Linked DNA regions of Mus musculus: region 1 is linked to region 2. A link is a loop called in an ENCODE intact Hi-C map of the cell type or tissue named here. Cell type or tissue: heart. All regions are shown on one strand. Links, peaks and the distances in the headings refer to the core of each region. The heading gives the core; the rest is flanking DNA. Region 1 holds the start of Oog2 (oogenesin 2). Region 2 holds the start of Pramel26 (PRAME like 26).

Region 1 (16,055 bases), core at 3,426-11,425, 380 kb before region 2:
CAAAAGACACCATCAATGAGACAAAAAGGCCACCAACAGACTGGGAAAGGATGTTTACCTATCCTAAATCAGATAGGGGACTAATATTCAATATATATAGAACTCAAGAAGGTGACTCAAGAAAATCAAATAACCCCATTAATAAATGGGGCTCAGAGCTAAACAAAGAATTCTCACCTGAGGAATACTGAATGGCTGAGAAGCACCTGAAAAAATGTTCACCACCTTCAAACATCAGGGAAATGCAAATCAAAAGAACCCTGAGATTCCACCTCACTCCAGTCAGAATGCTAAGGATCAAAAATTCAGGTGACAGCAGATACTGGAGAGGATGTGGGGAAAGATGAACACTCCTCCATTGTTGATGGGATTGCAAGCTTGTACAACCCCTCTGGAAATCAGTCTGGCAGTACCTCCGAAAATTGGACATAGTACTACAGGAGGATCCTGCAATACCTCTCCTGGGCATATATCCAGAAGTCATTCCAACTGGTAAAAAGGATATATGCTCCACTATGTTCATAGCAGCCTTATTTATAATAGCCAGAAGCTGGAAAGAACCCAGATGCCCCTCAAAACAGGAATGGATACAGAAAATATGGTACATTTACACAATGGAGTACTACTCAGCTGTTAAAAAGAATGAATTTATGAAATTCCTAGGCAAATGGATGGAACGGAAGGGCATCATCCTGAGTGAGGTAACCCAATCACAAAGAACTCACATGATATGTACTCACTGATAAGTGGATATTAGTCCAGAAACTTAGAACACCCAAGATACAATATACAATTTGCAAAACACATGAAAATCAAGAAGAACGAAGACCAAAGTGTGGACACTTTGCCCCTTCTTAGAATTGGGAACAAAACACCCATGGAAGGAGTTACAGAGACAAAGTTTGGAGCTGAAATGAAAGGATGGGCCATCTAGATACTGCCATACCCGGGGATACATCCCATAATCAGCCTCCAAACGCTGACACTTTTGCATACACTAGAAGAAAGGACGGTGATATAGCTGTCTCTTGTGAGACTATGTCGGGGCCTAGCAAACGCAGAAGTGGATGCTCACAGTCAGCTATTGGATGGATCACAGGGCCCCCAATGGAGGAGCTAGAGAAAGTACCCAAGGAGCTAAAGGGATCTGTAACCCTATAGGTGGAACAACAATATGAACTAACCAGTATTCCCCGGAGCTCATGTCTCTAGCTGGATATGTATCAGAAGATGGCCTAGTTGGCCATCATTGGAAAGAGAGGCCCATTGGTCTTGCAAACTATTCATGCCTCAGTACAGTTGAATGCCAGGGCCAAGAAGTATGAGTAGGAGGGTAGGGGAGTGGGAGTGGTATGGGGGCTTTTGGCACAGCATTGGAAAGGTAAATGAAGAAATTACCTAATTAAAAAAATAAAGAAAATGAGACCAAGTGAATACCAAGGCAGCCACACTTCAGGAACTATATCTCTGTATTTAACCTATGCTGGAAGACAATAATTGCAACATTTTAATACTCAGAGACCTGATATAAAAATGAGAAGTACATTATGTGACCTTAAGGTACTTACTTCTTATACTTCCAGAACCATTTATATGTTGGTTAAGAAGAACTTCACTTTGTAGGCAGAGAAATAGTCCTAATGCCATCTAGTTCCCTCTGACAGTTTCTCACATGGGACTTCCAACGTTCATGTGTAGTGCAGCTTCTTTAAGGTATTGAGTTAACTCACAGCAGGTTGCAGAGAAGTGGATGTTCTCTATGGAAATTATCACAGTCTACTACTCACTTCAGTTCTTTTCTGGGTTGACAGGCATATTTAAACATATCCAATTTGGAGAAAGTGACCCTTGAGCTTATAATTGTTTTTGAAAAATTCTTCCTACTCTGCTACATATTTAGAACCATTGCCTAGTATTAATGGACGTAAGCCATCCTCCTGTCTCAAACTTTTCCGTCACTAACATAGCAGATGACGGACAGAGCTCCCAACTTAGGTATTCTATATTTCAGAACAGATTTCACTGTTGTAACAAGATGTTTCTATAAGGTTCTGTGAAGATGTTTTCCAATGAAGTTTGGTTTGGATATCCCTACTATCAAAGATAAAGTAACACCAACTTGCCTTACACTCAGAATTAGGTGGGACAAAGGCAAATAGAACTCAGCCTGGTGGGTTAGATCTAAACTGTCTTCCTAGTAGGAAGGCTGAGGTAGGAGGATTCCTGAGAGTTGAAATCAATCTAAGCCTTAAAAATGGACTTTGTCTCAAAGATACATCTAAGACTACAAAACAAAGTAGCAACTAAGTAAGTAAAATAAACCAGTGTTGTGCAGAGATTTAATAATTGGGCTCTGGAAGTTCAAGCAATTCTCAGGTATTTGGTATTTCATAGAGGGAACATCATCCCTTTAGACAGTAAATGAAATATATGTATTATGTGGTAGGACTCAGGTATCCAATAAACTGGCAGTTTTAACTTTGCAGGTAGATCTGGGAGGGAGATTTGTGAGGGACAGGTGTCTCACTGCTTCAGAATCAGAGAAGACTCTGAGAGGAGAGAATATGAGACTCACTGCCTAGTCCTGGGTTTAGTTTCTTCCAATCAGCCCTCACTGCCTGTAGATCACCTTCCTCCACTGGGGTGCTCCATCAGATCTAGAATCATTAGAAAGGAGATGGGACAGAAGAGCATAAGTTCAGTCTTTTTAGAAGAACTGGATGAAGACATGGTTTTGATTGTAATTGCAGTGTTTTGTATTTTTTGTTGTTGTTGTTATTGCTGCTGTCATTTCAGAAAAGACCTCACTGAAATATCCCTGGCCAGAACTCACTGCTTAGATTAGGCTGACTCCCAACCCACTGAAATCTCCATGCTTCTTCCTGAACAATAACGGAACTAATGGCATGTGCTACCCCACCTAGAATGTAAGACAGTTTCAAATCCTTCTGATCAATTTTTATTCTTTTTTCTTGTCTTTTTTGACATAGGTCTTTATTTCTGTTCACCTTATACATAAACATCCATGTGTGTTTCATAATGGAAAATAACTTCCTTTTCTTTCCTGTATGTATAAAGTACTCTCAACCTAATTTTTACAGTATTTCACATTATTTCTGTAAAAATAAATCCTCTGCACCCATCTCTCTATGGAAAGTAGTAATATTTTACAAAAACCTCACTCATAGTATCTTAGGTTTTAACACAGTGCAATTTATATGAAAACTGAGAACCAGGCTCATTAAACCCTCACTGCTCTCCCTCTTTGTTCCAACTTAAAACCAAAACTTGCCTTCTGATTGGTTGCTTGTGTCCAAAACAAATGTTGTCTGGGACTATTTTCATTATCTTCATTGTTGGAGTTCCCTTTGTGAAAGCTAAAGAATTCACACAAGCATGAAATTCTGGAGGCCCATTCAGTGTATTATTTCCCACAGCAGAGTCTTATTTATTTAGTCATGTACTAGTAAATTGAGTGAGGTGCTATATATGTAGTTTGTTCTGGGGTTAGATTTTTGTGTTTTTGTTTTTGACTAATTTTTGATACATGATCTTGATATGCAGATTAATTTGAAACTCCTACTTTCTCAAATCCTCTGCCTCAGTGATGTGACCATTGCCAGCCTGACAACAGCAAACATGGTCCTGGCAGACCTGGTCCTTATTCCCCATCCTTGTGCCTTCCTAAAAACCATTATATTTCAGTTATAAAAGTAGACCCCAACGTCCCTTCCTTTATTTGGATATTTCCTCTTCTTGAGAGTCACTACCAAGACTAAGCTTTCAAGTCTAGCAATGAAAAGTCTCTTTTGACTTATGTAATTACCCACTCCAATTAAAATTAAATACCTTATGCTCACATGGGGTTTACCTTTAACCTCTATAACATGCCTTTGACCTATAGGCTAGGTATTCTCTTTCTATCCAGAGGTAGTCCTTTGATCCTGCCATGTCCCCAAACACGAATACCACTTTACCCTCTCCCTTGTTCTCTTCCTCTCTGCTTTGTCTTCTATCTCCTGTCATTGTCTTTTATCCCTTCGCCTTTGTCCCTCTGAAGCACATAGATCTCTTTTGTGCTGAGAACTTGGTCTGATGGTGTTTTGGGCTGACTCTGAGTATACCTACATTATTGTTCATTCCTAACTCCAGCCAGAAACATCTTTCATTCTCTATGGGCATCCTTCCAGAAAACTCAGTTTTAAATTGTGTAAGGCTATTCATAGACTCTCATGAAGAAAATCTTGGTACATTTTCTTTAAAAAAAGAAAATTGCCTCTCATGGATATGCACATATTTAATCTCAGCTCACCAGGGACTCTACAGAGAACAATAATCCCCATAACAAGCAAGTGAGGCAGAGCTCCATGGAATTAGGTACAGGTCCAGTGGCTAGCCTGGATGTTAAAGAGATGAACTAAAGTGAGTAAGGAGATTGAGATACGTTCCATAGAGAAATCTTAGCAGCCTGCTGTTTAATCACCTCAGTATCTTTAAGAAGCTGTACTACACATGAAGTTTTGGAGACCCCCAAGAGAACCAGTCACAGGGAATCAGGGGATGGTGTTAGAAACTCTTCTTATACAACATATAAACTGTCCTGGAAGAATAAAGCATTAGATCATTTAAGGCCACATCATCATGTCCTTCTCATTTTGATATCAGGTCTCTGATTGTTCATATGTTGTATATAATATCTTCCCGCAAATGACAAATAGGAGAAAATAGTTCCTGACTTATGCCTGCTTGGTATTCACTTGGTCTTCATTTTCTTGACTTTTGAAAAACCCTGTTCCTTCACCCCATTTTTCTCCATATCTAAGTCACTTGTTATCTGAATGTACTACATACAAATCTGTTTCCCAAATGTTGAACACTTTGTGAAGCCCTGTGCTTTGGGTCCAATTCATGAGAACTGTTCCTGAGATTCAAGAAGCTACACATATCTGAGGTTGAACTAATTATGGTTATGAGGAATGAAGAAACAAGACAGAGCTATAGATGCTGGGAATGATTAGGCTCTGTGCTCTGATTGAGACATACCAGCACCCCAGAAAGTCAACACATTTATTGTATGCAGTCAACAGATGGGAACAACATTTTCATGCAAGGATGCCTGTATTGTAACACACACAAACTACAATAATCCTAGAGAATAAAATAGTGCTTAACATCTTTTGTAGATGCAATACTCTTCACCAGCTCTGAGGACAATTATTTCTTTTCAATGTGTCTCAGAAAATTAGGTGGTTGACACATCTATGTTCCTTCCAGCAAGGGACATTCACTTAGGATATCAATTCCCAATAGTACGCTACCATTTCTCTCTTCCAAAATCAAGCCCAGGGAGGGTTCTTTTCAAAAAAGCAACATTGGGTCTCCAGATCATAAACATAGGACCCACCACACTTGGAGCATTTGATTGTACCAAAGGTGACTTTCTTGGGCTCTCTTATGGCCCTGAGTATATCCAGGAGCTCAGAACAAAAATTTTCTAATCTGTGTGATAGTACTACATCCCTATTATCATAGCACTCCTGAGGGGCAGGGTATAGCTCATCAGCTAGCTGGCTAAGCTTAGCTGTGTGGTGTAGAAGTTTTTTCAGGAAAAGCAGAGAGAGTTCATTACCATAGAAATTAACTACTGTGAGCTGGTAACATTGACTTAGGGCAGGCAGCAGGGCATTGAAGTGAGTTTCCCCCATTTCACATGACATTAATTGCAGGGATTTCAGGGTATGTCTAACTCTCTCAAGGAGAAACCCAAGGGGCTCAAGAAGTAAATTACTTAAACGTACATCAGTCAGGTGGAGAGATCTGAGCTCAAAAATATTCAGGCAATAGGGGAGGTAATCCAAGTCTGACTGTGAGAGGTCACAGTCAGTGAACGAAAGTACTTCCAAGGGCTTCTTCAGGCACCTGGGGAGAGAAGAAATGGTTGCTTTCTGGAAAATTGTGACAATCAGGGTTGATAGATTGGCAGACAAGCAGATGACACTTCTCTCAGTCTCAGTCTGACAATACATTGAGGTCAAACCCCACCCAGGACATTGCCTTCTGTTGTCTGTTCACACAACTCAGATCATTCTAGTCTGAGGCCTGTCCATAGCAACATGATTCAGGACCTGGCAAGAAAGCACACCAATGGATATATCAGGCCAACTTGGTGTATGTAGGAAGAAATACCTAACCCAAATAAAATTTAACAACTTCCTATTGCTATTTTTAAAAGTTCTCAGAGGTTTTGTGCCTCCAAGGTCCATGATCCTTTCTTCGCCATGAACCTCAGTGTTACATATTTCTCATCTACTCAACCTATTTCTGAGCTCTAAACATGAGCAATAAGAACCATGCTTATATCCGGCCATATATATCTTATCACATAGTTCATTTGCTCATATATGCTATGTCTCTATTACTGCTAGGTTTATAGTGACCAGACCATCATGGACTACCAAAACTGTAAAACAAAACAAAACAAAAGAAAAACAACTAGAAAATAGAAAAGGAAAGAGAAGAGAGGTGTTTTCTCTTGTCTATTGGACTCTTTCAATCCTTCCTTACCTGAGACATTCTATAAAAATGACACCATGTACATAGAGTTCCTGGAGATGGTGGAATGTAGGAAGATGAGAAATCACTGTAATCACTTTTTCCTCATTAAGATTTCTATAATCATCTATATTGAGGGTATATATGATCTCATCTAGTGTGAGTGAGAGTAGATTGCTCATCTGTTTCAGATAGGGATTAAGAAAATCCAAATATTCTAGGCAAAGACAAGATAGTTCCAGATCTTCTATATATTCTGCATGTACAATTTTGAACATTTCTATGACTGCGGCTTTGGTTAAGCCATAAATTTTCAGCTTTCTACAGTGTAGATGAATGGAATCTTCTCTCTGGTAGGCCCACTGCAACAAGTAAGTGGAACATTCATCAAGGTGGCCCTCCATGAATTGGAGTTCTGTTGTCACTTTCAATTTGTTCTTTGTCCCATAGCCAGGACTATTCTCAACTGGCTTCTCCTGTTCCATGAACTCTGGTAAGCCTTCAACTTCATGGGATCCAGCCCATACCACAACCAAATCATGGCTCAAAGTGATCTCTCTGAGTTTGCACCTACTGTGGTAGAAACGAGTATAATTTTGAGAAGGTAAGGGACAACACATTTTATCGTTTGATTACCTCTTACATTTCACACTTCAGCTTTTTGTTCCAAAACTTTGCTTATTCCTGTGCCTCGAATGAAACCATGAGCCCCACACTGAGTAAATTAATAACATTCTTTGCACAAAGGGCATCTTTAGCCCTGTCATAGTTACCTTCATTGCAAGCCCTTTAATTCCATTTTCATTTCACTTGAATCTTTTTGGGATGCAGGAAAAGGTCCATTCCTCACTGAGTTTGCCTATTCTTTTCTGTCTTCCGCATTATCCATCATTTGCCCAGATAGCCAAGACTGAGCTCAAGCCTTTGTACCCCTCTAACCCTCTACATCCAGTGAAGAATAATCCTGAATATGGAGTGAAGAAAAAATTGAAGATCAGAAGCCTCTGATCCACAATTTTCCAAATATTCTCTGTCCCTAATTGTTCATTCTCAGCACTCAGGTAAACTTTCACCAACCCCAGGTGATCCTGCCTACCTGGAAAAAACTGGTTTTGAAATCAGTATATCTATCTCCTCAAGAACAGCCTTCAAAGTGTCTAAGTTGAGGTTCTTTAGCATCGTTCCTACAGAAAGGTATGGGAAGGGCCACACAGGTATCATGGCAGTCAAGATCTTTGTATGTCCATCAATAAATGCCTCCTTAAACATCACTGGGAACATCATATTGGGCAGGTCCTTGAGAGCAGAAATGGCCAAGTACTCATCCCTCAGTAGACACTGTCTTGCTAGCTCCATCAGAGTGGGTGGCGAATAGAAATTCATTGTGTCTTCTTCTAAAGAGTCATGCTAGGGAAGCCAGGAAAAATATCATTAATGACAAGAAACTTAGCAAGTCTTTTATCCCAGACAGGTAAATATGGGGCTTGGATCACTACTGATGAAGATGGAATACCCAGTTTACCAATTTGAGTACACTCAGTTGTTTTTTGTTTGTTCTTTGAGATAATGTCTTTACATAACTACCTATATCCTTGGCTGTCCTGAAACTTACTTATAGACCACACTGGCCTGAACTCCACAGAGAACTGCCTGCCTGTGCCTGCCAAGTGCTGAGATTACATGTGTGTTCCATCACTGCTCAGTCTGTGCCACCATAATATGTCTAATCCAGAACTGCTTGATCTGGCCTGTGCTGGTTTTAAAGCTATGCTTCTTTCTTGCATTATGATGTATCTCCAAAATATCCTAGTTCCCAAAGAACACATCCAATTGTAGCCACAGCTGGGGTGAATACATCCCACTGGGAAGGGATCACCAGAAACTCTGAAGCCTCAGTCAGGTGTTGGATGATGAAGAGACTGTGTTTAATTCTCCAGTCCCTCAAAGAAAAGAAAGAAAATAAATTTACAAGTTAACTACAATCTCTATTTATCCAGCTACCCTGCATGGAATAAGTCACAGCATCTTTGACATTCCCATAATTAGTTATTGACATCAATCTTTGATTATGACCATACAAATCATTTGGAGAAGGTGTTCACAAAGTTCCAAGCTTGAGGTCTAAATAGAGTGGTTAAAGAAACACTAAAGTCAGTAATCCTTCAGTAGCCATTAACATGGTCTCTAACTCTTTATATAGCATCCTTAAAGAAGAGACTATGAGTTTGAGATTATAATTCACATGCTAAAGTCAAGAGACTCATTAGTTCAATAACATGATTGGTTACTTCAACAATACTAGGAAATCTAGCCTAAGACCTGCAGAAACAAAAGGAGGGCCAAAAAATATATGAAAAGGGGGCATAAATTTTAAGTTTAAGTTATAACAAGATTTTTCATTGAATACTTAATAAAAACATGCTAGCTTCTTCCTGAATTTTCAAACACATGATAGGTTCCTTGTAAAGAATAGGCCATGTATCCTTCAGCATATAGAAATACCTTGCTTGCTTTTGTTTATTGGTTTGTTTTGTTTTGCTTCATTGATACATGATCTTACCCAAAGTTCTTTGAAACTTACTATATAAATTAGGCTGCCACCCAACTTAGAGACTACACACCCCTTCCTGTTGGAGTCAAGTATGAGTACAGGAGGAGAGGAGGAAGTGAGACTGTGATTGTGATATAGTGTCTTTTATACACACACACACACACACATACACACACACACACATATATACATATAGATGTACATATACAATATATACAAACATTCATATGAATGTATATACGGCTTTCTTCCTCCAAATTTGAGGACATTCTGAATTCACTAAATAAGAGACTATTAGTGAGCAGATGCAAATACCATTTCTTTTTTGTATTTTGTGTTTGTTTGCTAGTTTTTCATTATTTATTTAGTGATGTATCCATTTATTTATTTATTTATTTATTTATTTATTTATTTATTTATTTATTTAATATATATGAGTACACTGTCCCTGTCCTCAGACACTCCTGAAGAGGGCACCAGAGCACATCATGAACGGTTTTGAGCCACCATGTAATTACTGGGAATTGAACACAGTACCTCTTTAAGTACACTCAGTGTTCTTAAACACTGAGCCATCTCTCTAGCCCCTTGTTTTGCCTTTCTAAAAGACATATATAATATCTGGATATTTTGATACTCACAGCCTCTCTCTGCCTTGCTGTTGCTGGGATTAAAAGCCCACCAAATAATACCAGGCTTAAAGCGACATAAACATCAGTACTCAAGACACTCGAGTAACTTACATCTGACACTCCGGCCAAAAGTGCCTAGAATTGAAGGTCACCCTGACATTCTTAGTGAGATTGTCTCAAGAAACAAAAAACAAAACTAAATAAAACTAAAATATCCTACAGAAACCATTATGACCTAATTAATAATCAGATGTAATTGAGAACACACTTGGATATTCTGGTTAAGCAGCCCTCAGGTGTTTGTGGTAGGAGAATCTTTGTTATTTTAAAGCCCAGCAATTTTTTTCTTTTTAGTTTACATTCCAGCCACTGCCCCTCCCATAGTTCCTAATATAATTTCTACTCCCCCTTTCCTCCAATAGGGTGCTTTCCTTCCCCCACCAACCCTTCCAGCATCTGCCTTCTCGAGGTCCTCAAGTCTTTCCCACTAAAGCTAGACCAGGCAGTCCTCTGCTATACATGGACTGGGTGCTTTAGACAAGCCTGTGTATGCTGCCAGGAAAGGGGCTCAGTCTCTGGGAGCTCCCAGGCATCCAGGTTGTTGAGATTGGTAGAATCACTATTTGGTCGCCCTCCCCTTCAGCTTCTTCAACCCTTCCCCTAATTCAAACCTAGAAAAAAACCTTGAATGAACAGGAGGCACTTAAAGAAATGTTCAAAGGGAAACACAAATCAAAATGACCTTAAGATTCCACCTTGCAACAATCAGAATGGCTAAGATTAAAAAAAAAATCTCCATTGACTGCACAAGATGGTAAGGATGTGCAGGAAGAAAAAACTCCTCCATTTCTGGGATTGCAAACAGATGCAACCACTCTGGAAATCAATCTAGTTGTTTCTTTGAAAACTGGATAAACTTTTACCTGACAAACCAGCTATATCACTCCAGGTTTTATACCCAGATTACACCCCATCATACCACAAGGACACTTGCTATGTTCATAACAGCCTTATTCGTAATAGCCACGTGCTGGCTAGAAACAATGTAGATAGCGCTCGATTGAAGAGTGGATACAGAAAATATAGTTCATTTACACAATGGAAAACAATCCAGGTAACAAAAAATGAGGACATCAAAAAATTTGATGGCAATTGGACAGAACTAGAAAATACCATCCTGAGTGAGGTAATGCAGATCCAAAATCCCATGCATGTCATGTACCTATTGTTAAGTGATATAAGTCAAAGAGTACAAAATACCCAGGATACAGGTCAGGCAAACTTTCTTAGAGGGAACTCATTTTAAAAAAGAACCACCAAGTAATGCATTAAATGAGCAAATTTCAAGTGAGGACAAGGCTAGACTAGGTTGTGTGAGATAAGCATCCTTATGGAGCTGAGGGACTTACTTGATCTGGACAATGGTTACACATCACCATATTCAGGCAGGGGAAAGCTGCAACTCCTGGTTTCAAAAACTGATCGTTTCTATGCCTGCTTTGACTCTTTATATAGTTTTCAGCTGAACCATCCCTTTGTAGCCACACCCTTGGAGTCAAATGAAGCCTCTGGATCAATAGTTGAGTCTCTACCCACTTGCTCATTTTCAGATTTGGATGGTGTAGGTAAATTGAATCAGATCCATACAGAGGAAGATTCTTAGGCCAGGCAGAGAGTCAACAACTGGTCTATTGAAGCAAAGTAGCTTGCATCATGCCCTTCATCACAGCAATAATGATGAACAAAAAAGCATAGACAGGTGGATCTCAGAATTCAAAACCATGGTTAGACTCCAAGCATATAGCTCTTATCCAAACTCATGCTCACTATATATTGAGGTCAACACCCAGGACATGAATTTCTAGTTTCTGCCCACACTATTCATAGCATGCTAGTCTGAGGCCTGTGAGTATCAGCATGGACAGGATTCAGGGCATGGCAGGAAACCACAGCAATGGCTGTATAAGATCAACATGGGGCAAGAAGGTCTCTTGCATCCCACACAAACTCTCATCCTTGTCCCAGTCTCAGCTCAGTGATTCCCATGTTTCCTCCTCCATTCTCCAGCACTTCATGAAAAATGAAATGGAAAAGACCAAGTTGGTATTCTAACTCTTCTCTACTGTGTAGGATTTCCCAACATTCATTTGGTTTGGATGACTTCTTCTTTGATTTCTGACACTGAGTTCACCACATAGCTCAGACTTGTCTTGAAGTGTATTCTGTCTCAATGTGGAAATTCCACAGCTACCACAGAAAGAATGTGAGAGGAGAAAGGGCAGGAGGGAAAGAAATACAAGCTGAAGGATTTAGTGGCATGTCTATCTCAGATTCACAGTCTCTCAGGGTAGTCTTATGTCGTTACATGGCTCCAGAGCTGCTTAGAGAAAATTTGAATGTCTTGGATCACTTTTAAATTTTAGACACAGCCTGGATCTACAGCCAGGTGGTCACCAGTTCACAGACCTACCTGATTTTCTAATTTAGTATAATAAAGCCCACTGCCACACAGGATATTATAATAACTTCAAATTAAAGAGTAATGCAATACATTTCACAGATTCTCCTCAGTCTGTCCTTGGCAGACTCAATCTGTGGAAAGCAGAACCTATGTTGTTGGGCATATGACAGTAGTGCTGCCTCTTTTGAGGGCCTTAATAGATAATCAGTGTCATTTTGCCATGTCAAGAGGCTGCTCACATTGCTTTCTCCTGAATAACCTTTCTAAAGGGAAATGAGATTCAGAGGAACATGTTTTGTTACCTCCTGAGACAAAGGTTAATTTTATCTGGGTTCCTTGTGAGAGCCTCTATATACTGAGACTGCTGAGTGGACTTGAGATCCCTAGAGAATACAACAGGGTACCATGAGTTCTCCTGCATTGCAGATCAGGGACTCTGGCCCTCTGGTGGTTTCTGGAATGGGGAGGATTTACAGTTCCTAGGACAATGCATGAATATTTGGAAACTTAGTGCTTTATCAGACCTTTTCTGACTCAGTCATGTCCCTGTGGACAGGTGTGCTGAATGACGTCCTGAGCTCCTGGATACACAGAAACTAAAGGCAGCCCAGGTACAGCAACAATCAGCTCCAGTCCAGTCCTCTCAGAAGGGAGATATTAGGCAGGAATCTGCAGCTGTATTCAATCCTGTAGAATCCATTAGGGTTGCCAATTGGATTCAGGAGACGCCACAGAAGTGGCAAGCTGTCATAGGAAATTCACAAGTTGTTCTTGACAAGTTAATCTTAATAGCAGCATTATTACAAGTCTAGCTCAAATCAAACCAATACATGGGTGCAGTTAGTGAAAAGTAGTGGGCTAGAGCAATACAAACCAAAGCGCACTGCTGGTCTCCAACTATCTGTGTGGCCATATTTACTCCTTTATCAAGCATCCTTTACTTGTCCAGTATATTGAAGCATCCTTTCACCTGTGTCTGCTTCAGGAAAACAGTCTTTCTTCTCTGAGGCATCCTTTCAGCTATATACCCCAGGGAAAAATCATTTGTTATAACTAACTTTCCAAAGAAACTAAAGTCTCTACTTCAGTAAGGAGGTGATGCAGAGAGATCTCTGAGTTTCAGGCCAGCATATTCTGCAGAGCAATTTCAAGTACAGCCAGCACTACACTAACAAATTAAAATTAAAAAAAAAGGAAAGAAACGAAACGAAAGAAGACCAAAATCCAAGTTAGCCAAAATAAGAAAAAAAATACCTTTTAAATGAAAAGCATTTGTGAATATTTAATCACATGATCACTCCAGTATGCTAGACATAAATTATATATATACATATATATTTGAGTATATATATATATATTCATTCAATTTTATAAATACAAATATAAATATAAATGAATATATATATATACACATATATATATTCTTTCAATTTTGGGGGTGATAAGGTCATTTGTCACACTTTAATTTTTTTGTCATATTTAAACATGTGTTTGTGTGTGTCTTTAATGAGAAAGGTTAACATAGATGAAAATTCCAGAAGCCAAAGTAGTAGAACCCTGTGGGTCTGTAGTTTTAGATGATTGTGAGCTGATACGACTTGGAATTTCAGTTGGGTCCTTTGAAAGACTCAACATCTCAGAGAAAGACTCAATAGAACAAAGCAGAGAGTGTTCCTGCTTCTTTTACACTTTTAATTACTTTTCAAAAATTCTCTCCTGTGTCCCAGATGGGACTTGAGATCCTCATTCACCCACGTTCTCTCACTGAGTGCTGTACTACCATCCCCAGCATGCTTAGCACACGCTTATGGGGCCATATTTCTTCAGAGATCATCTTGTATTCAAAGGACACTAGTAGATGACAAATGTCTCTTTCCTTTTCTACAGCCTTTACTCTGTGAAATAAAACCTGAGTTGTCACTATTCTTTTGGGATTAAAGTCTTTGTTTTGTAACATTTTGCCAAGCTGACCTCTGCACTCCTTTTGTAGCCATCACCAGTAGCAATAAAACAATTAATACATACTTCTTGATCATCATTGGTATGTTTATGAAAATATAGACTAGTGGCTCCATTGCTTCAATGTCACTGTTGTTATCTGGTGACCATGAAAAAGTTCTTTGTAGGAAGTATTCAGTAGGAATGCTCTAAACAGAAGTGACAGCTGGTATAGGACCACTTGAATCAGAGTCCACTTGAAGTTGATCTCTACTAGATATCAGAATTTGATATTATCTACATCACATGCATATTCATAGGGTGTATTTATTTCTCAGGAAGAAATAAATGAAAACACATAACTTTTTCTGCATGTGTTTGCGAGTTTTGCCTTCACTTATCCTTTGTTTCCTATCTCCACAGTACCAGTGGAGACCAGCAAAAGGTAACACATTACCTGTCATTGGTGTTATAGAATGCTGTAACCATACAATTGAAGCTGGTATGGGATACAGGGGCAGTTGAAAGAGCAGACAAGCTCACTAAGGATGAACCATCAATTAGCACAACCTCTGTCTCCATATTTCTGTTGAGACAATGTTTTACTATGTAGTCTTGGCTTCTCTGCAATATGCTTTGATGACCAGTCAGCATAAGAAGTCATAGTAATCTGCTGTTCTCTGCTTCTGTTTTTCTGAGATTGAGGGCAATGGTCGCTGCTGCGGACCAGCCTCAGTTGGCCCCCCCTCAATCCTCAGAAGAAATCAAGGCTCCAGACATGTGGGCAGGAGCTGGCAATGAGAAGGGTGACAAACACACAAGGACACAAGGGAGTGAGCTGTATCTGAATGCAATTTTTGTCAAAGTGAGCATCAGTCTTATATGTTAGAGAAAACAAAGAAGTTAAGTAATGCATTAAGGCCATCCAAGGTACATTGACGTTATCTGATGCAAAATTACCTTTACAATCAAACAGATGACAGTGTACTAAAAGCTAACAGGAACCAACTGGGATAAAAACAATGTTAATAATTGGGATCAAAAGCAGCCCCACCTAAGTCAGCTTAATTTTAGAAGCCAGGGGCAAGGGCTTCATGCCCTTGCCATAGTTCCAATTCTAGTCTGTTGTATAGTCCACCTTCCCCCTAGGCCACTGTAAATTTCTATGTATGGTAGTGGCTCATCTATCTATAATTCTAAGTATTTACTCTAGTTCCTTCTTAGACCACAACGTTCCTTCTTCCTAGGCCATGGTAAATTCTTCCATCTGGGAGTAGTTTGCCCTGACATTCCTAACTCTTATTCAGTAAAACACTTTTAAAAAGCATGCAAGACCCTCCACCTTATCACAGGGACAAATTTGGAGCATTTGTGCTATGGGAATGCCAAGGTTCCAGGACACTACGTTTCTGTGAACTTTTTGCCTCAGGACTGCATCCAGGTTTTTAGGCCTGTCACACGAGTCACTACTGGAGTGGATGTAGCAGGTCCTCATGCCTGATAAGATATTTTTCCCTACCATCAAAGTACTTTTATATTTCACTTAAATGAGGTCAGGTCACATAGAACAAATGGTTCATAGGAAGTGAAGTCAATTTCATGGGCATGCCTTTAATGTCTTTGCATTGCAGTGTCCATTTATTTATAGAGGAGGGGACATTAACCAGGTTCATCATGCTAGGCTGGTACTTCTTATCTTCCTATAACTCCCAGTTGCTTACAGATTATGGTGTGACTCAAAGAGTAACCTAACCACAGAGATGAGGAAGTTGTCCATAGAAAGCACCTCCTCCTGCATCTTCTATTTTACCACACCCCCAAGTCTATCTGGCATGGGCCTGAGACCCTGAATCCAGATCTCTGATACTGTAATCTGCTGGCAGATTACAGTAGTGCATCCTGATCTCCCACCCATGTGTTC
Region 2 (16,055 bases), core at 5,401-13,400:
CAGACCAGATAAGTCCTTCACCTTCATCAGGACATTACAATTGATTCAGAGACAGTTTAGACACAAGACAGCACAGCAATCCTTATCTAATCTAATGTGAAGTAACAGGAAAGAGAAGAGGACAAGGCATAGGGAGTACATAGATCTGTATAGTTGCCCAGGTATTTTCTGTTTTCAGATCTGAGAGAAGTGACACCAGTCTGCTCTGATTCCTATAAGTAAAATGTTCATTTTTGAGCCTATGAGCTGAGTGGATGGGAAATGTTGAAAACTGGGCATGAGATTCAGGGTCTGGGTGACTAAGGAAGAGCTGCAGAGGGTGTGACAGAGAGTAAATGACAATGCAGGAGGCACCTGACATACAGTCATGTGGGTCTCATATTGCTTCTTCTTGAGTGCCCACTTAGCCTAATGGGCATCTCTGGGTCCCTGCTTTGTACTGAAGAGTGGTCATGGTCATTATGTCATAACCTGGTTCCACCCTGATGGAATAGTCAATAATGGTGTGACTTGAATAATCAGACTTTATCAAAACAACTTCCCAGGACCAGCAGAAAGGCCAAGCTTCTGTAATGGAGTAGCCAGAACAGAGCATAGAACATTCCATATGAACTACCTCAGGAGTGCTGGCATCCCAGTTGTGTCCCACCATAACTGTTGTACTTGTTTTCCTGAAAAAGGGCCTTCCAGCTAGTTCACAATATTCCAGACTAAGTACCAGATTGAAAGAGAGCTCAAACGTGAGCAGGTGAGGTAGAGTTCTTAATTATGGGATCATAAGGCTCTCTATTGTCTCTACTGAGGATGTTTGTTGTTGCTGTAGAATCTCTTCTGTCCCAGTCTAGATATGGACATTCTATGGAGCAAAACTAACCTTGGTCTTCTGATTATCCAACCTCCTCTTCTCAAATGCAGGAATTAGAGGGGTATGCTGCTGAAGACCCCCATATTGAGATTTGGGATGAACTTTGTGACCACAGTTCACCTGTCAAAAGTAGCCTGGAGGTATCACAGTGCCTCTTGCACTCTAACTACCTACCTCAGACAGGGACATTAGACAGATCCAAACAAATAGTTTCACTGTTGGATGTGAGGAATCCACTCCTAGCCACACTCAAGCGTTCATAGCTTGAGGATGAAATGTTCAAGACTAGTTTCAGCTGGGTGGCTCTCCATCAGACTTTGCTCTAATAATTTATAAAAAAGAAGAACACATGGGTGGGAGATCAGGCTGCACTACTGTAATCTGCCTTAGTAGATTACAGTATCAGAGATCTGGATTCACAGTCTCAGGCCCATGCCAGATAGACTTGGGGGTGGGGTAAAATAGAAGATGCAGGAGGAGGTGCTTTCTATGGACAACTTCCTCATCTCTGTGGTTAGGTTACTCTTTGAGTCACACCATAATCTGTAAGCAACTGGGAGTTATAGGAAGATAAGAAGTACCTGCCTAGCATGATGAACCTGGTTAATGTCCCCTCCTCTATAAATAAATGGACACTGCAATGCAAAAGACATTAAAGGCATGCTCATGAAATTGACTTCACTTCCTATGAACCATTTGTTCTATGTGACCTGACCTCAATTAAGTGACATATGAAAGTACTTTGATGGTAGGGAAAAATATCTTATCAGGCATGAGGACCTGCTACATCCATTCCAGTAGTGACTCGTGTGACAGCCCTAAAAATCTGGATGCAGTCCTGAGGCAAAAAGTTAACAGAAATGTAGTGTCCTGGAACCTTGGCATTCCCATAGCACAAATGCTCCAAATTTGTCCCTGTGATAATGTGGAGGATCTTGCATGCTTTTTTTTTTAATTTTTATTTTTTTATATTTTTTATTACATATTTTCCTCAATTACATTTCCAATGCTATCCCAAAAGTCCCCCATACCCTCCCCCCTACTTCCCTACCCACCCATTCCCATTTTTTTGGCCTTGGCGATCCCCTGTACTGGGGCATATACAGTTTGCATGTCCAGTGGGCCTCTCTTTCCACTGATGGCCGACTAGGCCATCTTTTGATACATATGCAGCTAGAGTCAAGAACTCCGGGGTACTGGCTAGTTCATAATGTTGTTCCACCTATAGGGTTGCAGATCCCTTTAGCTCCTTGGGTACTTTCTCTAGCTCCTCCATTGGGAGCCCTGTGATCCATCCAATAGCTGACTGTGAGCATCCGCTTCTGTGTTTGCTAGGCCCCAGCATAGTCTCACAAGAAACAGCTACATCTGGGTTCTTTTCGATAAAATCTTGCTAGTGTATGCAATGGTGTCAGCCTTTGGAAGCTGATTATGGGGTGGATCCCTGGATATCGCAGTCTCTAGATGGTCCATCCTTTGTCACAGCTCCAAACTTTGTCTCTGTAACTCCTTCCATGGGTGTTTTGTTCCCAATTCTAAGGAGGGGCATAGTGTCCACACTTCAGTCTTCATTTTTCTTGAGTTTCATGTGTTTAGCAAATTGAATCTTATATCTTGGGTATCCTAGGTTTTGGGCTAATACCCACTTATCAGTGAGTACATATTGTGTGAGTTCCTTTGTGAATGTGTTACCTCATTCAGGATGATGCCCTCCTGGTCCATCCATTTGGCTAGGAATTTCATAAATTCATTCTTTTTAATAGCTGAGTAGTACTCAATTGTGTAAATGTACCACATTTTCTGTATCCATTCCTCTGTTGAGGAGCATCTGGGTTCTTTCCAGCTTCTGGCTATTATAAATAAGGCTGCTATGAACATAGTGGAGCATGTGTTCTTCTTACCGGTTGGGACATCTTCTGGATATATGCCCAGGAGAGGTATTGCTTGATCCTCCAGTAGTACTATGTCCAATTTTCTGAGGAACCACCAGACTGATTTCCAGAGTGGTTGTACAAGCCTGCAATCCCACCAACAATGGAGGAGTGTTCCTCTTTCTCCACATCCTCGCCAGCATCTGCTGTCACCTGAATTTTTGATCTTAGCCATTCTGACTGGTGTGAGGTGGAATCTCAGGGTTGTTTTGAATTGCATTTCCCTGATGATTAAGGATGTTGAACATTTTTTCAGGTGCTTCTCTGCCATTTGGTATTCCTCAGGTGAGAATTCTTTGTTCAGTTCTGAGCCCCATTTTTTAATGGAGTTATTTGATTTTCTGAAGTCCACCTTCTTGAGTTCTTTATATATGTTGGATATTAGTCCCCTATCTGATTTAGGATAGGTAAAGATCCTTTCCCAATTTGTTGGTGGTCTTTTTGTCTTATTGACAGTGTCTTTTGCCTTTGCATGCTTTTTAAAAGTATTTTACTGAATAAGAGTTAGAAATCTCAGGGCAAGCTACTCCCATATGCAAGAATTTACCATGGCCTAGGAAGAAGGAAGGTTGTGGTCTAAGAAGGAACTAGAGTAAATACTTAGAACTATACATAGCTGAGCCACTACCATACATAGGGATTTACAGTGGCCTAGTGGGAAGGTGGACTATACAATAGACTAGAATTGGAACTATAGCATTGCCCCTGGCTTCTAAAATTAAGCTGACCTTAGGTGGGGCTGCTTTTGATCCCAGTTGTTAACATTGATTTTATCCCAGTTGGTTCCTGTTAGCTTTTAGTACACTGTCATCTGTTTGGTTGTAAAGGTAATTTTGTATCAGATAACGTCAATGTACCTTGGATGGTCTTAATGCATCACTTAACTTCTTTGTTTTCTCTAATATATAAGACTGATGCTCACTTTGACAAAAATTGCATTCAGATACAGCTCACTCCCTTGTGTCCTTGTGTGTTTGTCACCTTTCTCATTGCCAACTCCTGTCCACATGTCTGGAGCCCTGATTTCTCCTGAGGATTGAGGGGGGCCGACTGAGGCTGGTCCACAGCAGGGACTAGTGCCCTCAATCTCAGAAAAACAGAAGCAGAGAACAGCAGATTACTATGACTTCTTATGCCGACTGGTCATCAAAGCATATTGCAGAGAAGCCAAGACTACATAGTAAAACATTGTCTCAACAGAAATATGGAGATAGAGGTTGTGCTAATTGATGATTCATCCTTAACGAGCTTGTCTGCTCTTTCAACTGCCCCTGTATCCCATGCCAGCTTCAATTGTATGGTTAGAGAATTCTATAACACCAGTGACAGTTACCTTTTTCTGGTCTCCACTGGTATTGTGGAGATAGGAAACAAAGGATAAGTGAAGGCAAAACTCTCAAACACATGCAGAAAAAGTTATGTGTTTTCATTTATTTCTTCCTGAGAAATAAATACAGCCTATGGATATGCATGTGATGTAGATAATATCAAATTCTGATATCTAGTTGATATCAACTTCAAGTGGACTCTGATTCAAGTGGTCCTATACCAGCTGTCACTTCTATTTAGGGCATTCCTACTGAATATTTCCTACAAAGAACTGTTTCATAGTCACCAGATAACAACAGTGACCTTGAAGCAATGGAGCCACTAGTCTATATTTTCATAAACATACCAATGATGATCAAGAAGTATGTATTAATTGTTTTGTTACTACTGGTGATGGCTACAAATGGAGTGCAGAGGTTAGCTTGGCAAAATGTTACCAAAACAAAGACAGAAGTCCCAAAAGAATAGTGACAACTCAGGTTTGAACAGAGTAAAGGCTGTAGAAAAGGAAAAAGAAATTTTTCATCTACTAGTGTCCTTTGAATACAAGATGATCTCTGAAGAAATATGGCCCCATAAGCATGTGCTGAGCATGCTGGGGATGGTAGTAGAACACTCAGTGACAGAAAGTGGATGAATGGGGATCTCAAGTCCCATCTGGGACACAGGAGAGAATTTTTGAAAAGCAATTTAAAGTGTAAAAGAAGCAGTAACACTCTCTGCTTTGTTCTATTGAATCTTTCTCTGAGATGTTGAGTCGTTCAAAGGACCAAATTGAAATTCCAAGTCATATCAGCTCACAATCATCTAAAACTACATACCCACAGGGTTCTACTACTTTAGCTTCTGGAATTTCCATCTATGTTAACCTTTCTCATTAAAGACACACACATACACATATTTAAATATGAGAAAAAATTAAAGTGTGACAAATGACCTTATCACCCCCAAAATTGAAAATTGAATGAATATATATATATTTATTTATATTTATATTTGTATTCATAAAATTGAATGAATATATATATATTCATTTACATTTATATTTATATTCATAAAATTGAATGAATATATACTCAAATATATATATATATATATATATATATACACATATATATATGATTTATGTCTAGCATACTGGAGTGATCATGTGATTAAATATTCACAAATGCTTTTCATTTAAAAGGTTTTTTTTTCTTATTTTGGCTAACTTGGTTTTGGCCTTCTTTGTTTCTTTCCTTTTTTAAATTTTTTTTATTTGTTAGTGTAGTGCTGGCTGTACTTGAAATTGCTCTGCAGAAAATGCTGGCCTGAAACTCAGAGATCTCCCTGCATCACCTCCTTACTGAAGTAGAGACTTGTAGTTTCTTTGGAAATTTAGTTATAACATATGATGTTTTCCTGGGGTATACAGCTGAAAGGATGCCTCAGACAAGAAAGACTGTTTTCCTGAAGCAGACACAGGTGAAAGGATGCTTCAAAATACTGGACAAGTAAAGGATGCTTGATAAAGGAGTAAATATGGCCACACAGATAGTTGGAGACCAGCAGTGCGCTTTGGTTTGTATTGCTCTAGCCCACTACTTTTCACTAACTGCACCCATGTACTGGTTTGATTTGAGCTAGACTTGTGATAATGCTGCTATTAAGATTAACTTGTCAAGAACAACTTGTGAATTTCCTATGACAGCTTGCCGCTTCTGTGGCGTCTCCTGAATCCAATTGGCAACCCTAATGGATTCTACAGGATTGAATACAGCTGCAGATTCCTGCCTAATGTCTTCCTTCTGAGAGGACTGGACTGGAGCTGATTGTTGCTGTACCTTGGGCTGCCTTTAGTTTCTGTGTATCCAGGAGCTCAGGACGTCATTCAGCACACCTATCCACAGGGACATGACTGAGTCAGAAAAGGTCTGATAAAGCACTAAGTTGCCATATATTCATGCATTGTCCTAGGAACTGTAAATCTTCCCCATTCCAGAAACCACCAGAAAGCCAGAGTCCCTGATCTGCAATGCAGGAGAACTCATGGTACCTTGTTGTATTCTCTAGGGGTCTCAAGTCCAAACACTCAGCAATCTCAGTATATAGAGGCTCTCATACGGAACCGAGATATAATTAACTTTTTTCTCACGAGGTAACAAAACATGTTCCTCTGAATCTCATTTCCCGTTAGAAAGGTTATTCAGGAGAAAGCAATGTGACCAGCCTCTTGTCATGGCAAAATGACACTGATTATCTATTAAGGCCCTCAAAAGAGGCAACACTACTGTCATATGCCTAACAACATAGGTTCTGCCTTCCACAGATTGAGTCTGCCAAGGACAGACTGAGGAGAATCTGTGAAATATATGGCATTACTCTTTAATTTGAAGTTATTATAATATCCTGTGTGGCAGTGGGCTTTATTATACTAAATTAGAAAATAAGGTAGGTCTGTGAACTGGTGACCACCTGGCTGCAGATCCAGGCTGTGTCTGAAATTTAAAAGTGATCCAAGACATTCAAATTTTCTCTATGCAGTTCTGGAGCCATGTAACGACATAAGACTACCCTGAGAGACTGTGAATCTGAGATAGAAATGCCACTGAATCCTTCACCTTGTATTGCTTTCCCTCCTGCCCTTTCTCCTCTCATATCCTTTCTGTGGAAGCTGTGGAATTTCCACACTGAGACAGAATACTCTACACTTCAAGACAAGTCTGGGCTGTATGGTGAACTCAGTATCAGAAATCAAAGAAGAAGTCTTCCAAACCAAATGAATGTTGAGAATAACAACTTGGTCTTTTCCATCTCATTTTCCATGAAGTGCTGGAGAATGGAGGAGGAAACCCAGGAATCACTGAGCTGAGACTGGGACAAGGATGAGAGTTTATGTGGGATGCAAGAGACCTTCTTGCACCATGTTGATCTTGTACGGCCATTGCTGTGGTTTCCTGCCATGCCCTGAATCCTGTCCATGCTGATACTCACAGGCCTCAGACTAGCATGCTATGAATAGTGTGGGCAAAAACTAGAAATTCATGTCCTGGGTGTTGACCTCAATATATAGTGAGTATGAGTTTGGATAAGAGCTATATGCTTGGAGTCTAACCATGGTTTTGAATTCTGAGATCCACCTGTCTCTGCTTTATTTGTTCATCATAATTGCTGTGATGACAGGCATGATGCAAACTACTTTGCTTCAATAGACCAGTTCTTGACTCTGTCTGGCCTAAGAATCTTCCTGTGTATGGATCTGATTCAATGTACCTACACCATCCAAATCTGAAAATGAGCAAGAGGGTAGAGACTCAACTATTGATCCAGAGGCTTCTTTTGACTCAGAGGGTGTGGCTACAAAGGGATGGTTCAGCTGAAAACTATATAAAGAGTCAAAGCAGGCATAGAAACGATCAGTTTTTGAAACCGGGAGTTGCAGCTTTCCCCTGCCTGAATATGATGATGTGTAACCATTGTCCAGATCAAGTAAGTCCCTCAGCTCCATAAGGATGCTTATCTCACACAACCTAGTCTAGCCTTGTCCTCACTTGAAATTTGCTCATATAATGCATTACTTGGTTCTTTTTTAAAATGAGTTCCCTCTAAGAAAGTTTGCCTGACCTGTATCCTAGGTATTTTGTACTCTTTGACTTATATCTACTTAACAATAGGTACATGACATGCATGATATTTTGGGTCTGCATTACCTCACTCAGGATGGTATTTTCTAGTTCTGTCCAATTGCCATCAAATTTTTTGATGTCCTCATTTTTTGTTACCTGGATTGTTTTCCATTGTGTAAATGAACTATATTTTCTGTATCCACTCTTCAATTGAGCGCTATCTACATTGTTTCTAGCCAGCACGTGGCTATTACAAATAAGGCTGTTATGAACATAGAGGAGCAAGTGTCCTTGTGGTATGATGGGGTGTAATCTGGGTATAAAACCAGGAGTGATATAGCTGGTTTGTCAGGTAAAAGTGTATCCAGTTTTCAAAGAAACAACTAGATTGATTTCCAGAGTGGTTGCATCTGTTTGCAATCCCACCAGAAATGGAGGAGTGTTTTCTTCCTGCACATCCTTACGGTCATGCACAGTCAATGGAGATTTTTTTTATCTTAGCCATTCTGATTGTTGCAAGGTGGAATCTTAAGGTCATTTTGATTTGTGTTTCCCTTTGAACATTTCTTTAAGTGCCTCCTGTTCATTCAAGGTTTTTTTCTAGGTTTGAATTAGGGGAAGGGTTGAAGAAGCTGAAGGGGAGGGTGACCAAATAGTGATTCTACCAATCTCAACAACCTGGATGCCTGGGAGCTCCCAGAGACTGCGCATACACAGGCTTGTGTAAAGCACCAAGTCCATGTATAGCAGAGGACTGCCTGGTCTAGCTTCAGAGGGAAAGACTTGAGGACCTCAAGAAGGCAGATGCTGGAAGGGTTGGTGGGGGAAGGAAAGCACCCTATTGGAGGAAAGGGGGAGTAGAAATTATATTAGGAACTATGGAAGGGGCAGTGCCTGGAATGTAAACTAAAAAGAAAAAAAATTGCTGGGCTTTAAAATAACAAAGATTCTCCTACCACAAACACCTGAGGGCTGCTTACCCAGAATATCCAAGTGTGTTCTCAATTACATCTGATTATTAATTAGGTCATAGTGGTTTCTGTAGGATATTTTAGTTTTGTTTTTTGTTTTTTGAGACAATCTCATTAAGAATGTCAGGGTGACCTTCAATTCTAGGCACTCTTGGCCGAGTGTCAGATGTAAGTTACTCGAGTGTCTTGAGTACTGATGTTTATGTCACTTTAAGCCTGGTATTATTTGGTGGGCTTTTAATCCCAGCAACAGGAAGGCAGAGGGAGGCTGTGAGTATCAAAATATCCAGATATTATATATGTCTTTTAGAAAGGCAAAACAAGGGGATAGAGAGATGGCTCAGTGTTTAAGAACATTGAGTGTACTTAAAAAGGTACTGTGCTCAATTCCCAGTAATTACATGGTTGCTCAAAACCGTTCATGATGGGCTCTGTTGCCCTCTTCAGGAGTGTCTGAGGACAGGGACAGTGTACTCATATATATTAAATAAATAAACAAACCAATAGATACATCACTAAATAAATAATGAAAAACTAGCAAACAAACACAAAATACCAAAAAAGAAATGGTATTTGCATCTGCTCAGTAATAGTCTCTTATTTAGTGAACTCAGAATGTCCTCAAATTTGGAGGAAGAAAGCCGTATATACATTCATACGAATGTTTGTATATATAGTATATGTACATCTATATGTATATATGTGTGTGTGTGTGTATAAAAGACATTATATCACAATCACAGTCTCACTCCCTCCTCTCCTCCTGTACTCATACTTGACTCCAACAGGAAGGGGTGTGTAGTCTCTAAGTTGGGTGGCAGCCTAATTTAAATAGTAAGTTTCAAAGAACTGTGGGTAAGATCATGTATCAATGAAGCAAAACAAAACAAACCAACAAACAAAAGCAAGCAAGGCATTTCTATATGCTGAAGGATACATGGCCTATTCTTTATAGGGAACCTATCATGTGTTTGAAAATTCAGGAAGAAGCTAGCATGTTTTTATTAAGTATTCAATGAAAAATCTTATTATAACCTAAACTTAAAATTTATGCCCTCTTTTCATTTATTTTTTGGCTGTCCTTTTGTTTCTGCAGGTCTTAGGCTAGATTTCCTAGTACAGTTGAAGTAACCAATTATGTTATTGAACTAATGAGTCTCCTGACTTTAGCATGTGAATTGTAATCTAAACCTAATAGCCTCTTCTTTAAGGATGCTTTATAAAGAGTTAGAGACCATGTTAATGGCTACTGAAGGATTACTGACTTTAGTGTTTTACCACTCTATTTAGCTTTGTAGTTTGCAGACCTCAAGCTTGGAACTTTGTGAACACCTTCTCCAAATGATTTGTATGGTCACAATCAAAGATTGATGTCAATAACTAATTATGGGAATGTCAAAGGTGCTGTGACTTATTCCATGCAGGGTAGCTGGATAAATAGAGATTGTAGTTAACTTGTAAATTGATTTTCTTTCTTTTCTTTGAGGGACAGTAGAGCTAAACACAGTCTCTTCATCATCCAACACCTGACTGAGGCTTCAGAGTTTCTGGTGATCCCTTCCCAGTGGGATGTATTCACCCCAGCTGTGGCTACAATTGGATGTGTTCTTTGGGAACTAGGATATTTTGGAGATACATCTTAATGCAAGAAAGAAGTATAGCTTTAAAAACAGCACAGGCCAGATCAAACAGTTCTGGATTAGACATATTATGGTGGCACAGACTGAGTAGTGATGGAACACACATGTAATCTCAGCACTTGGCAGGCACAGGCAGGCAGTTCTCTGTGGAGTCCAGGCCAGTGTGTTCTATAAGTAAGTTTCAGGACAGCCAAGGATATAGGTAGTTGTGTAAAGACATTATCTCAAAGAACAAAGAAAAAACAACTGAGTGTACTCAAATTGGTAAACCGAGTATTCCATCTTCATCACTAGTGATCCAAGCCCCATATTTACCTGTCTGGGATAAAAGACTTGCTAAATTTCTTGTCATTAATGATATTTTTCCTGGCTTCCCTAGCATGACTCTTTAGAAGAAGACAGAATGAATTTCTACTCGCCACCCACTCTGATGGAGCTAGCAATACAGCGTCTACTGAGGGATGAGTACTTGGCCATTTCTGCTCTCAAGGACCTGCCCAATATGATGTTCCCAGTGATGTTTAAGGAGGCATTTATTGATGGACGTACAAAGATCTTGACCGCCATGATACCTGTGTGGCCCTTCCCATACCTTTCTGTAGGAACGATGCTGAAGAACCTCAACTTAGACACTTTGAAGGCTGTTCTTGAGGGGATAGATATACTGATTTCAAAACCAGTTCTTTCCAGGTAGGGAGGATCACTTGGGGTTGGTGGAAGTTTACCTGAGTGCTGAGAATGAACAATTAGGGACAGAGAATATTTGGACAATTGTGGATCAGAGGCTTCTGATTTCAATTTTTTCTTCACTCCATATTCAGGATTATTCTTCACTGTATGTAGAGGGTTAGAGGGGTACAGAGGCTTGAGAACAGTCTTGGCTATCTGGGCAAATAATGGATAATGCAGAAGACAGAAAAGAATAGGCAAACTCAGTGAGGAATGGACATTTTCCTGCATCCCAAAAAGGTTCAAGTGAAATGAAAATGGAATTAAAGGGCTTGGAATGAAGGGAAGTATGACAGGGCTAAAGATGGCCTTTGTGCAAAGAATATTATTAATTTACTCAGTGTGAGGCTCATGGTTTCATTCTAGGCACAGGAATAAGCAAAGTTTTGGAAGAAAAAGCTGAAGTGTGAAATGTGAAAGGTAATCAAACGATCAAATGTGTTGTCCTTTACCTTCTCAGAATTATACTCATTTCTCCCACAGTAGGTGCAAGCTCAGAGAGATCACTTTGAGCCATGATTTGGTTGTGGTATGGGCTGGATCCCATGAAGTCGAAGGCTTACCAGAGTTCATGGAACAGGAGAAGCCAGTTGAGAATAGTCCTGGCTATGGGACAAAGAACAAATTGAAAGTGACAACAGAACTCCAATTCATGGAGGGCCACCTTGATGAATGTTCCACTTACTTGTTGCAGTGGGCCTACCAGAGAGAAGATTCCATTCATCTACACTGTAGAAAGCTGAAAATTTATGGCTTAACCAAAGCCACAGTCATAGAAATGTTCAAAATTGTACATGCAGAATATATAGAAGATCTGGAACTATCTTGTCTTTGCCTAGAAGATTTGGATTTTCTTAATCCCTACCTGAAACAGATGAGCAATCTACTCTCACTCACACTAGATGAGATCATATATACCCTCAATATAGATGATTATAGAAATATTAATGAGGAAAAAGTGATTACAGTGATTTCTCATCTTCCTACATTCCACCATCTCCAGGAACTCTATGTACATGGTGTCATTTTTATAGAATGTCTCAGGTAAGGAAGGATTGAAAGAGTCCAATAGACAAGAGAAGACACCTCTCTTCTCTTTGCTTTTCTATTTTCTAGTTGTTTTTCTTTTGCTTTGTTTTACAATCTTGGTAGTCCACGATGGTCTGGTCACCATAAACCTAGCAGTAATAGAGACATAGCATATATGAGCAAATGAACTATGTGATAAGATATATATGGCCGGATATAAGCGTGGTTCTTATTGTTCATGTTTAGAGCTCAGAAATAGGTTGAGTAGATGAGAAATATGTAACACTGAGGTTCATGGTGAAGAAAGGATCATGGACCTTGGAGGCACAAAACCTCTGAGAACTTTTAAAAATAGCAATAGGAAGTTGTTTAATTTTATTTGAGTTAGGTATTTCTTCCTACATACACCAAGTTGGCCTGATATATCCATTGGTGTGCTTTCTTGCCAGGTCCTGAATCATGTTGCTATAGACAGGACTCAGACTAGAATGATCTGAGTTGTGTGAACAGACAACAGAAGGCAATGTCCTGGGTGGGGTTTGACTTCAATGTATTGACAGACTGAGTCTGTGAGAAGTGTCATCTGCTTGTCTGCAAATCTATCAACCGTGATTGTCACAATTTTCCAGAAAGCAATCATTTCTTCTCTTTCCAGGTGCCTAAGGAAGCCCTTGGAGGTACTTTCGTTCACTGACTGTGACCTCTCACAGTCAGACTTGGATTACCTCCCCTATTGCCTGAATATTTTTGAGCTCAGATCTCTCCACCTGACTGATGTACGTTTAAGTAATTTACTTCTTGAGCCCCTTGGGTTTCTCCTTGAGAGAGTTAGACATACCCTGAAATCCCTGCAATTAATGTCATGTGAAATGGGGGAAACTCACTTCAATGCCCTGCTGCCTGCCCTAAGTCAATGTTACCAGCTCACAGTAGTTAATTTCTATGGTAATGAACTCTCTCTGCTTTTCCTGAAAAAACTTCTACACCACACAGCCAAGCTTAGCCAGCTAGCTGATGAGCTGTACCCTGCCCCTCAGGAGTGCTATGATAACAGGGATGTAGTACTATCACACAGATTAGAACATTTTTGTTCTGAGCTCCTGGATATACTCAGGGCCATAAGAGAGCCCAAGAAAGTCACCTTTGGTACAATCAAATGCTCCAAGTGTGGTGGGTCCTATGTTTATGATCTGGAGACCCAATGTTGCTTTTTTGAAAAGAACCCTCCCTGGGCTTGATTTTGGAAGAGAAAAATGGTAGCATACTATTGGGAATTGATATCCTAAGTGAATGTCCCTTGCTGGAAGGAGCATAGATGTGTCAACCACCTAAATGTCTGAGACACACTGAAAAGAAAGGAATGTCCTCAGAGCTGGTAAAGAGTATTGCATCTATAAAAGATGTTAAGCACTATTTTATTCTCTAGGATTATTGTAGTTTGTGTGTGTTACAATACAGGCATCCTTGCATGAAAATGTTGTTCCCGTCTGTTGACTGCATACAATAAATGTGTTGACTTTCTGGGGTGCTGGTATGTCTCTATCAGAGCACAGAGCCTAATCATTCCCAGGATCTATAGCTCTGTCTTGTTTCTTCATTCCTCATAATCATAATTAGTTCAACCTCAGATATGTGCAGCTTCTTGAATCTCAGGAACAGTTCTCATGAATTGGACCCAAAGCACAGGGCTTCACAAAGTGTTCAACATTTGGGAAACAGATTTGTATGTAGTACATTCAGATAACAAGTGACTTAGATATGGAGAAAAATGGGGTGAACAGGGTTTTTCAAAAGTCAAGAAAATGAGGACCAAGTGAATACCAAGCAGGCATAAGTCAGGAACTATTTTCTCCTATTTGTCATTTGCGGGAAGATATTATATGCAACATATGAACAATCAGAGACCTGATATCAAAATGAGAAGGACATGATGATGTGACCTTAAGCTATCTAATGCTTTATTCTTCCAGAACAGTTTATATGTTGTATAAGAAGAGTTTCTAACACCATCCCCTGATTTCCTGTGACTGGTTCTCTTGGGGGTCTCCAAAACTTCATGTGTAGTACAGCTTCTTTAAGATAATGAGGTGATTAAACAGCAGGCTGCTAAGATTTCTCTATGGAACGTATCTCAATCTCCTTACTCACTTTAGTTCATCTCTTTAACATCCAGGCTGGCCACTGGACCTGTACCTAATTCCATGGAGCTCTGCCTCACTTGCTTGTTATGGGGCTTATTGTTCTCTGTAGAGTCCCTGGTGAGCTGAGATTAAATATGTGCACATCCACGAGAGGCAATTTTCTTTTTTAAAGAAAATGTACCAAGATTTTCTTCATGAGAGTCTATGAATAGCCTTACACAATTTAAAACTGTGAGTTTTTGGGAAGGATGCCCATAGAGAATGAAAGATGTTTCTGGCTAGAGTTAGGAATGAACAATAATGTAGGTATACTCAGAGTCAGCCCAAAACACCATCAGACCATGTTCTCAGCACAAAGGAGATCTATGTGCTTCAGAGGGACAAAGGCCAAGGGATAAAAGACAATGACAGGAGATAGAAGACAAAGTAGAGGGGAAGAGAACAAGGGAGAGGGTAAAGTGGTATTCGTGTTTGGGGACATGGCAGGATCAAAGGACTACCTCTGGATAGAAAGAGAATACCTAGCCTATAGGTCAAAGGCATGTTATAGAGGTGAAAGGTAAACCCCATGTGAGCATAAAGTATTTAATTTTAATTGGAGTAGGTAATTACATAAGCCAAAAGAGACTTTTCATTGCTAGACTTGAAAGCTTAGTCTTGGTAGTGACTCTCAAGAAGAGGAAATATTCAAATAAAGGAAGGGACTTTGGGGTCTACCTTGAGAAATGAAATATAATGGTTTTTTAGGAAGGCACAAGGATAGGGAATAAGGACCAGGCCTGCCAGGACCATGTTTGCTGTTGTCAGGCTGGCAATGGTCACATCACTGGGGCAGAGGATTTGAGAAAGTAGGAGTTTCAAATTAATCTGCATATCAAGACCATGCATCAAAAATTATTCAAAAAAACAAAAAAATCTAACCCCAGAACAAACTACATACATAGCACCTCACTCAATTTACTAGTACATGACTAAATAAATAAGACTCTGCTGTGGGAAATAATACACTGAATGGGCGTCCAGAATTTCATGCTTGTGTGAATTCTTTAGCTTTCACAAAGAGAACTGCAACAATAAAGATAATGAAAATAGTCCCTGACAACATCTGTTTTGGACACAAGCAACCAATCAGAAGGCAAGTTTTGGTTTTAAGGTGGAACAAAGAGGGAGAACAGTGAGGGTTTAATGAGCCTGGTTCTCATTTTTCATACACATTGCACTGTGTTAAAACCTAAGATACTATGAGTGAGTTTTTTGTAAAATTTTACTACTTTCCATAGAGAGATGGGTGCAGAGGATTTATTTTTACAGAAATAATGTGAAATACTGTAAAAATTAGGTTGAGAGTACTTTATACATACAGGGAAGAAAAGGAAGTTATTTTCCATTATGAAACACACATGAATGTTTAGGTATAAGGTGAACAGAAAGAAAGATTTATGTCAAAAAAGACAAGAAAAAAGAATGAAAATTGATCAGAAGGATTTGAAACTGTCTTACATTCTAGGAGGGGTAGCACATGCCATTAGTTCCATTATTGTTCAGGAAGAAGCATGGAGATTTCAGTGGGTTGGGAGTCAGCCTAATCTAAGTAGTGAGTTCTGGCCAGGGATATTTCAGTGAGGTCTTTTCTGAAATGACAGCAGCAATAACAACAACAACAACAAATACAAAACACTGCAATTACAATCAAAACCATGTCTTCATCCAGTTCTTCTTAAAAGTCTGAACTTATGCTCTTCTGTCCCATCTCCTTTCTAATGATTCTAGATCTGATGGAGCACCCCAGTGGAGGAAGGTGATCTACAGGCAGTG

The links. Peaks named below come from ENCODE experiments on the same cell type or tissue, not always from the same donor. Only the 100,000 strongest peaks of a DNase experiment are listed, where the experiment ranks them.
Region 1: it touches region 2 in a loop (5-fold over the local background); 6 of 42 quality-filtered maps call a loop at or near these places.

The regions. Positions count from the first base shown.
Region 1 is chr4:144,185,879-144,201,933 of GRCm38, reverse strand. Oog2 (oogenesin 2) reads right to left here and starts at 11,217. Exons shown (of 5, transcript NM_198661.3): 1 at 11,145-11,217; 2 at 8,429-8,492; 3 at 7,649-7,959; 4 at 6,565-7,125; 5 at 5,000-5,919. The coding sequence starts at 7,935. The coding sequence ends at 5,337. In heart, for the core only: no CTCF peak of the experiment used is centred there; no DNase peak of the experiment used is centred there.
Region 2 is chr4:143,807,557-143,823,611 of GRCm38, reverse strand. Pramel26 (PRAME like 26) reads left to right here and starts at 7,519. Exons shown (of 4, transcript NM_001005371.3): 1 at 7,519-7,593; 2 at 10,721-11,031; 3 at 11,554-12,114; 4 at 12,755-13,621. The coding sequence starts at 7,564. The coding sequence ends at 13,337. In heart, for the core only: no CTCF peak of the experiment used is centred there; no DNase peak of the experiment used is centred there.